2 separate regions of the Mus musculus genome follow, and region 1 is linked to region 2. The links are chromatin loops, found by intact Hi-C in ENCODE. Cell type or tissue: left cerebral cortex. All regions are shown on one strand. Links, peaks and the distances in the headings refer to the core of each region. The heading gives the core; the rest is flanking DNA.

Region 1 (4,401 bases), core at 237-4,236, 990 kb after region 2:
ATATGTGCGTGTGTGTCATTTTACATACAACCATTCTAGCTTGTATTACTACCATTTCAGCTTGAATCTTCTATACATGAATAGGATAAAAACAAAAACTAAAGCCAGATATGGTAACACAAGCCTGTAACCTGGTCCCTCAGGAGGCAGAGGCAGGAGGATCAGAAATTGGCAGTCATCTTGGATTAAATAAGATGGTGCCTGGGAAAAAAATTAAATAAATTCTAATTCTGTTTTAAAATATTCTAAAATAGCATTTGATAAACACAAATATATAATACAAATTATATAGAAGGGGACTTCTATATAATTCAAATGTTCGGTCTCTCATAGGTCTCAGATCTTTTCTGCCCCTTCTTCAATAAAATCTGTTGTTTATTCATTGCTACTGCTGCAGTTGTTCTAGGGGCAGTAACTGAAGTTTTTGGCTATTGAGAGAAAATCTCATTGAACTCCTGATCTCCCTGACTCCACCTTCTAAATGCTGACTAAATAAGCCTTTTATCTTTATCACATTAGATCCCTCAACCTATTTACAGTACTGGAAATTAAACTCAGGGCCTCACATATACTGGACACACTGCAAAGAAGCTACACCTTAGCTCAGGGATGAACTGTTTAAGTAGAATAAGTGGAGGTCCCAAGAGCAGGGAAGAATCAAGGGTCTTGAGCGTAATGTTCTTAGCCTATTCATATTCTCATACAGTATTCTTTGCCCACATCTCAAGTTAATTTTATTTCACACTAAAGTTTATGTATAGGTTAAACTGTGTGTTCTTGCCTCAGTCATGGCCTGGTAATGGTCTTTTGACATCTAGGTCGAATGTTCCCTACTTACTGGTGGTCCAGCTAACTATTCAAAATGTGGCTATATCTCCCATGTGCTATATAGCTCCTCTGAAATATCACTAGGAATCTTGTTCTGCTGTGATGACTTTCGCCAGCAAGCTCTCCTGGTTGGTGCTCCAACAACTTGTAGATCAGTCTAAATCACTTCTGAGCAAAACCTGCTCTGGGAGGCCATATTGGCAGACTTTCCTTTCCCTGAGCAGGGCTGACTATCACAGGACTGCCCCAACTGGTATAGGATTCCAGCTAATTTGCTTCCTCCCTCATCTCAAATACTGAGTGGCAGAGTGTGAGAGTCTTTCTCCACTCTCCATGTTCTCTTCATTAGTTAAAGAATTTCAGGTGGAACCAAAAACTGTATGAGGGAAAACAACACACAGATACATCTGCTTCCCATTCTTCTCTCCTTCCTGTAATTCCTCTGAGTTCAAAAACCCTTGAGAAACCCATGAATGCCTTATAACCTCCATCTGGAAAAGAGACTTTCACTTGCACTATCATTTCATTGGCCAGAACTTGCCCTTTTATACCCATGTAATTATAAGGGGACCAGCAAGGTAAAAGACTAAAAGGAATGTCTTATTTATATCTGTCACAGAATCAAGAACATGATTCCCACACCCAGCCACCTGCCGCCTCCTAATTCCAACTTTCTTTTGCAACGTTGCTTTTAAGTACAAGATAAATATTATCCTTGGATAAAAAAAAAAAAAAAGCTCTACCTTTTGTGGTTGTAAATTAATATTGTAATATATCATTATGAATCTTTATTGGATTGAGGTCATTATCGATATATATTTTAATAAGATTTGTTATGCCACAACAAAATGCCTATTCTTATACTCCTTAGGAATAACATACAAAATAAATAGAAAGGTAAAATTTTTAAAAATCCAAGAGAGACTGAAGCTAAGCTTCTTTATGTGTTGCTACTGGCTGGCCAACTTCCACTGGCAGGTGTACAATTATAAAGCCCTATGGCACAACAGAGTCTTGGATAACAGATTCTTGCAACTTTAAATAGTACTAACAGACGGTAATTAAAACTCACTGTAAAATGTCCTTTCAAACATGGTGCTTCGGGAACTGCAGGGAGGTAGCGCCATCTGGTGGTATAATTTTAGACATTTGTTAAGATTCATATTATCATCAATAAACAATTTTTTTTCAAATTAAAAACTTTCAGAGAACTTTAGAATTGAGACTTGAGAGACAAAATCCTCTTTTCAAGAAACAGGATAAATAGAAGGTATAGAACGTTTTGACATCTGCTGATAGATAGAAAGTGAATCCCGCGTAAATCCAAACAGGCTTTGGTAATGATGGGATAATTGTAAATAGTTCTTATCAAACGGCAGAGTGCCTTGATTTTTAAGAAAGTTTACATTTAGACCGAAGTCCTTAGGTCTGTGTGATTCCTGGGTGAACCAGGAATTCTTAGGAAACGGCCAGCAGGGGGCTCTTCACACCTGAGGGATTTTGTTGTTGAGTTTGGTTTTAGGTTTTTGTTTGGGGTTCTTTAGGGGGACCCGGTGCTTGTTTCTTTGTTTGTTTGTCTGTTTGTTGGCCAATGCTAGAGAAGAGTGGCTGCAATTGTAACGAAAACAATACAAAGTCTCAGCGCTCTATTACTTTAGCAGACGTTTGTGTTGAAACTTTGAGAAATTAATCTTGAAATTGTATCTGATCACTGTTGACAATTTAAGTTAGAGTGGCTATGCTAGTTACCTAACTACCGGCCCACAGGTGCCTTTCCTCTGACTTTGTGCAATCTGTGTTCTGTCCTTATCGATTTACATACGTTAAAAATTTTGTATGGGTAGAAATCCATTTTCATGGATGGAATCGTGCATAATGGCCTCACCTGTGAACATCAATTTTAATTTAACACGATATTTTCAGACTCATCCGTGGTATAGAATGGATGTAATCTCATTCCTTTCTGTGATTAATTACTATTTACTTAGCTGGGTTCATGTCATGTATCCCAGGCTGTCCTCAAATTTCTGATCTACTTCAGACTAAGGTATGCTGTGCTTAATAAAGTTTAACCTTATCATGCCCAGTCCTAAGGACTGAATTTTTTACTAGGAAAGTAAGAGTGGATTCAAAGTCTTTATATTTAAGACTTTATTATTTCTGTGAAATATGTTCTGGCCAGTAAAAAGACAATATGGATTGCGTATAATTGCATTCCTAAAGTCATTTACAGAAGAGACACATAGGCACTTTATCCAGATTTACAATGAGAATAAAAGACAAACCCAACAATTAAAACTTATATTCTGTTCCAACAGTGGTGATTAAATGAGCAGTTACTCTATGCTATGTGGTTTGCTTGTGCAGCAGTGTAATTTATGCAAAAATAATTAGCATTTTTTCCTGTTGTGCTTTTATCAGTTAAAGAATGATGCTTGGTCTCTATGGTCTGGGTCTAATTGTTCATATCATGAGAGGAAGGGTAGAAGGACTCATTTCAAAGTTATCACTCAATTAAAAAATTAAAACTGGATTATATCCAAAAAAGAAAATAAAAATATAAGTTTGGGCTAAATAGCCTATTGATGGAGTTGATTCCACTGCTGAGAATACAAGGAGAATGTGAGTTTAATATGTAGTAATTTCTTTGAATTTTAACATTCAATCCTTAAGAATCAAGAAGCAAAACTTCATGGTCTAGGAAGGAAAGAATTCATGAATCTCAGGAAGTTCCTAAAATTTACCAAATTTACAAAATCTCTCTCTAAGGTTATAGTAAGCAGTATAGTATGCTGGAGAGTGAAAGGCTCCAACCTGTTAAACTGACTGAACATTGTATAGAAAACTCTAGGAATGCAATGTTCATGAACAGTTGTCTAACTGGTGTGAGCTTTTCAGTGACTCTACCTTTGAGTCATCCATGCTATACAAGTGACTCCTTATCCATTCTCCGGTAAGTAACCCCACTAAATTTATTGGTTTGCCAAGTGTCTTTGATAGAATAGTTTCTTTGGTCTGTCATTAGTTGGCTATCTAGGATGAATAGACATTTGTTCACACCTCCTCCAGGAAACTCAATCCACACAGTAGGGTTTCTTCAGGTCCTTAAACTCAGAACTTTAGAGGCAGTTAATTCTAGTATGGAAAGGGATGTTATATGTAAAGATGAGACTTGCCTATTTATTAATGTCTGTGTTCCTAAAATCTTGTATAAATGTCTGTGACTAAGCAGTCAACAACAACAATGACCAAAAAAAGATATTTTGAGTGGACATCACAATAATAATCCATGGAAGTCATCTCTGGTGTCTCAAATAGAAGCAGATTTCAAGCAGTAATGTATATTTCAAAGAATAAGCCACCACCCATATTTACAAAAGATGTGTACCTTCTGCCAAACAGATGAAGCCAAGGGATACTTGTCCACACACTCTCCCATCTTTCTAAGGTGGTATAAGTGTACAAATTTCATAAACTTCAAAGAAGATAACTCTCGTTAATAACTCATGTTGGACTTACCAATGAGGTTGATGCATTGTAAACGCAGGTGGCTTCCTTTAGGAAACAAAGACA
Region 2 (4,401 bases), core at 148-4,147:
TTCTACCCATATTGTTTTTCTTTTCTCCTTTTCCTTCTTTTTCTTTTTGTTTTGTTTCCTGAGCCAGGATCACACTTATACCTATAGTTGGCCTTGAAATTGCAGAGATCTTCTTTCAGCCTTGCAACTTACCCTGTAGTGGGTTGGCCTGATGCTGCTTGTATTTTAATGATGATATTGCCCCTCCCCCAAGACTGGTTGCCCCAGAGATGAGAGAGTGCCCATGTAGACCTATGACCCAGCTTCCATGTTATTTCTGATTAGCAAATAAAGAAGTCAGCAGCTAATAGCTGAAAACAAAAGAAATAGGTGGGGTTTAGATTTCCCCTGGGCTTGGGGTTGTGGGAGAACCACCAGGAGAAGAAGAAGGTACTGGAGGAGAAGGAGAAGGAGGAAGAGGACGAGGAGGGAGAGGATGAGGAGCAGTAGGGGGAGGAGGAGGAAAAAGAGGAATTGGAGGAGGTGGAGGAGGCAGAGGAGGAGGAGGAGGAGGAGGAGGAGGAGGAGGAGGAGGAGAAGGAGGAGAAGGAAGAGGAGGAGGGGAGGGGAGCGGGAGAAGGAGGAGAAGGAGGAGGAGAAGGAGGAAGCGAAGGAGGAGGGGGAGGGGAGTGGGAGAAGGAGGAGAAGGAGGAGGAGGGGGAGGGGAGCGGGAGAAGGAGGAGAAGGAGGAGGAGGAGGAGGAGGAGGAGAAGGAGGAAGAGAAGGAGGAGGGGGAGGGGAGCGGGAGAAGGAGGAGAAGGAGGAGGAGGGGGGAGGGGAGCGGGAGCAGGAGGAGGAGGAGGAGGAGGAGGAGGAGGAGGAGGAGGAGGAGGAGGAGGAGGAGAAGGAGAAGGAGAAGGAGAAGGAGAAGGAGAAGGAGAAGGAGAAGGAGAAGGAGAAGGAGAAGGAGAAGGAGAAGGAGAAGGAGAAGGAGAAGGAGCCATGGGTTAGGTGAGCCATAAAAACCTGGTCCTGAGGGCTGGCCAGTTGGAGTTAAGGGCTGCCCAGATGAAACAGTAAGTAGTAAGTAATATTTCTGGGTCTTCAATGGAAAAGTAAATTCTAATAGCATGGCAGGCAGGTATCCACCCAACTGCTGTTTAAGGCTTACTGTAAATATAAAGGCTGTGTGTCTTTTATCTGGAACTAAAGTGTCAAAGGCTGGGTAGAAACCTAGGAAGGGATTAAATAACTTTTGCAACATACCCCCTTTTGATATTTTGTTAGTTCTGGTATCAACACAAAACAAAACAACCAAGAAAAAAAAAGTAGTTATTAGGGAGTCGTTCTTGTGGAAAGGGAGTGCTTTCTCTCTGGGAAGCCTTACATCACCATAAACCAATAATCTACCAAGGAAATGACAGAGAAGTGTGAAGAAAGGAGTGAATAAACCGGTCTGGCATGTATATCATATTACACTGTTTTCCCAAGGGGTCTGGAGCCACACCTGCTTTGTTCAAGTTCAATCTCTTAGCCTCAGTTTGTCACATTTTCTAAAGATACTGAGATTTTAAGAGAGTAATGGATGTAGACAATTTAGCCTGATTCATAGTTGGGCTGGTGAGAAGATGTTAACTCATTTTGCTTTAAGGCTCTGCTAAGGAAGTGCAGAGAATGAAAGCACATAGATGAAGGATGTAACTGCAAACTCCTTCAGGTCTATATGCACCTGCCTTCTTGTCTTACACTCTTCCCAACTCCTTCCCTTTATTAGGAACCTTGTTAAGTTCCTAAAGAAGGTAACATGAACTTCCCTTTTGACATTCAGAAACTGTAGTACATTTTAAAATATTTATGAAGAGAAAATAGTTCAGGATGGCCATTTAAGCAGACACAGTTTAATTTTGAATAAGTATCTAAAAGCTTGAGGTACGGATCAGAATAAAATCCAGGCATCTTGTGAAGAGAGTTGGAGTCTGGAGTACAAAAGTGAGAGCCCGTAGGAGAAAACTGCTGATATGGTAACTATTCATTGCATTTTTTTTTTTAATTTTAGGGTTTCTGTGAGCCAGGCAGATCTTTCTATAGTTAGTGTTCTTCACTGCAAGGCTAATGCCTTACATTTTTATATTTGGTATGAAAAAAATGCATTCTAAATCCTGTACAAACATGCCATTTGCATGATGATTAACAGTCACAATTTTCGTTTAATGAGCACATAACTGAAAGTACACATAAAACTACACAAATTTCTATTCATCCTCCATGATTATGTAAAATAATTGTATTTTTTTTCTGAAGAAAATGTGTAGCCAATTCACACATTTTGTGTAACAGGAAATTTATAACTGTTATTATATTTTTGAACTTATTTATACACAGTGCTTGATTTTTCAGATCATGACAGCAACTACAGAAATGTCCAGCCAATCTGAAGTGCAAACTTAGAGGAATCAAATCAGTTTGGAAGCCTGAGGCTGTAAACTGCACTGTGGCAGCCTGACAGACGAGGGAGCTATTCCTCACAGGATTCTGGACTGATCTAGAAATTAATCCAGTCTGAGATTCTAGTGGTCACAACAAGCAGCAGCTTGCGAACTCTATCAGTGTCTCTGCACACGTGTGTCTAGAGACCTCCAGAAACTTAACTGGCTTGGTCACAGCTGCTTGAGTCCCTGCCAATTCCAATTCCCTGCAAAGCTTCAAAGACGCCAAACAGTTCTGGAAGAATACTAACGTTATAGTATCCTCTCCGAACTATGAAAGAATGGGCCTCTGCTCTGTAAACCTTCCAAGTAAACAGCTAGCCTATGTATTCAAGTGTGCTTAGGGGTATCCACACCAATCTGGTAATTCAATACCTTCTCAACAGAGTCCCAGGACTGCTAAGGCTCTGGTATTGCAGCTCTCACTTTCTAAGAAGCAGCTCCCAGTATGCAATAGACTTTAACTTTGGAATCTGGACTCCTTCATTCACATATCTTAAAGTATAGAAGTTCGTAATACAGCTGGCAAGATAGCTCAGCAGGTAAAAGCACTTTCAGCCAATCTGAATTTAATGCCCACAGTGCACATGATCAAAGGAAAGAACCAACCTCAGCCATACTGACATCCATACTCACAGATAACACAACGTAATTCCTCTCCTAAAACTGAAAAAGTAAATCAATACTTTTAAAGTTCATACTCATTGGAAGTTTGAAACTTTGACGTATCTCATTTAAAAATGATTTTTGCCTGTGTATTAAGATGAACTCACCGATTTTTCCTTCCTTCTTTTATTCTGTTTTAATTTGCACCAATTGCCTCTCATCGCTCCTCTTTATCAAAGGCACAGGATCAGGAATAGCAAATGTGTTCAAAGACCATTGGAGAACTCAGTAGTATTACAACATATATAATGATCAATAGAAAAAAAAGTTTATGTATCACTAGTTGTATGAATACATATGAACAACATCTACTGAGAGACAATGACTACATACGTATGCATGCTCACTTAAGGCAGTGTGGAAAAACAGGGAATAAATGATAAGGAAGATAAAAACAGTTTATGAGAGATTAATAGTTTTCTTTTTATTTTCTTCACAGTAAATTGCTTCCAACTTTCTTGAGTTAAAATAGTTATATATAATTTATTTCTGTCCCATGGAAATCTACTTTGATTATTCTAGCCTGAGAGTCACACAGGAAATGAGTACCACATTGTGATAGCCCATGAGTGATAGAATTGATATACAGGTCTCTTCAGTCTCCCATTCTTTTCTCTAACTTGCAAACTGCCTCCCTAACTGAAGATCTTAAGTGAAGAGCAGCTAAACAGCAATGTGTCAGTAAAACATCAACTGGATTGCACCTTTGTTTTCTTTAAAAATTGTAAAACCCTTTCCTGATTATTTCATAAATGTTAGAAACATATCATGTGATGCTATCATTTCAATATGATAATCTGTTTACAGATTTTATTTATGTCTGAAGCAAGCCATCTACAATACAAATTATGCAGTTCATTCTATCCCAAGTTGCTATTGACTTGTTTTTTTAAATTTTTATTTTTCATTTTAACCTCATTGTAGAAACTTAGAAATGCCATAGACTTGCTAAAAAGAATAACATAGTGCTTCTACTTGGAGATTGGTGACAGGGGTTTTCAACAATGTAAACTTCAAAGGCTCTATAAGTATGACACACAACACTAACACATCAGAATGTAGTTGAAGAAGGCAATATTTTTGCAAAGGTAACCATTTTATTAATATAGTCAATTTGTAGCTAGACAACACTGGTAAGTGGGCAGTGTTCACTCTTGCTGTTATACAAAATATATATAAATATCATCTCAGGCTGGAGATATGGCTCAGAGGTTAAGAGCACCGACTACTTTCCCAAAGGTCCTGAGATGGTGGCTTACAACCACTTGTAATGAGATCTGATGCCCTCTTCTGGTGTGTCCGAAGACAGCAACAGTGCAGTCATACATAA

The links. A loop is a pair of places that touch in the nucleus more often than their neighbours do. Peaks named below come from ENCODE experiments on the same cell type or tissue, not always from the same donor. Only the 100,000 strongest peaks of a DNase experiment are listed, where the experiment ranks them.
Region 1: a loop joins it to region 2, with 4 times the contacts of the local background. A loop is called at or near these places in 5 of 42 quality-filtered maps.

The regions. Positions count from the first base shown.
Region 1 is chr6:24,719,417-24,723,817 of GRCm38, reverse strand. No RefSeq gene overlaps it. Among named protein-coding and RNA genes, the nearest start is that of Hyal6, 12 kb to the left of the region's middle. In left cerebral cortex, for the core only: a CTCF peak has its summit at 1,973 (motif pointing left); DNase peaks (open chromatin) are centred at 1,911 and 2,318; H3K4me3 peaks cover 221 bases.
Region 2 is chr6:25,707,761-25,712,161 of GRCm38, reverse strand. No RefSeq gene overlaps it. Among named protein-coding and RNA genes, the nearest start is that of Gpr37, 20 kb to the right of the region's middle. In left cerebral cortex, for the core only: a CTCF peak has its summit at 2,416; a DNase peak (open chromatin) is centred at 2,434.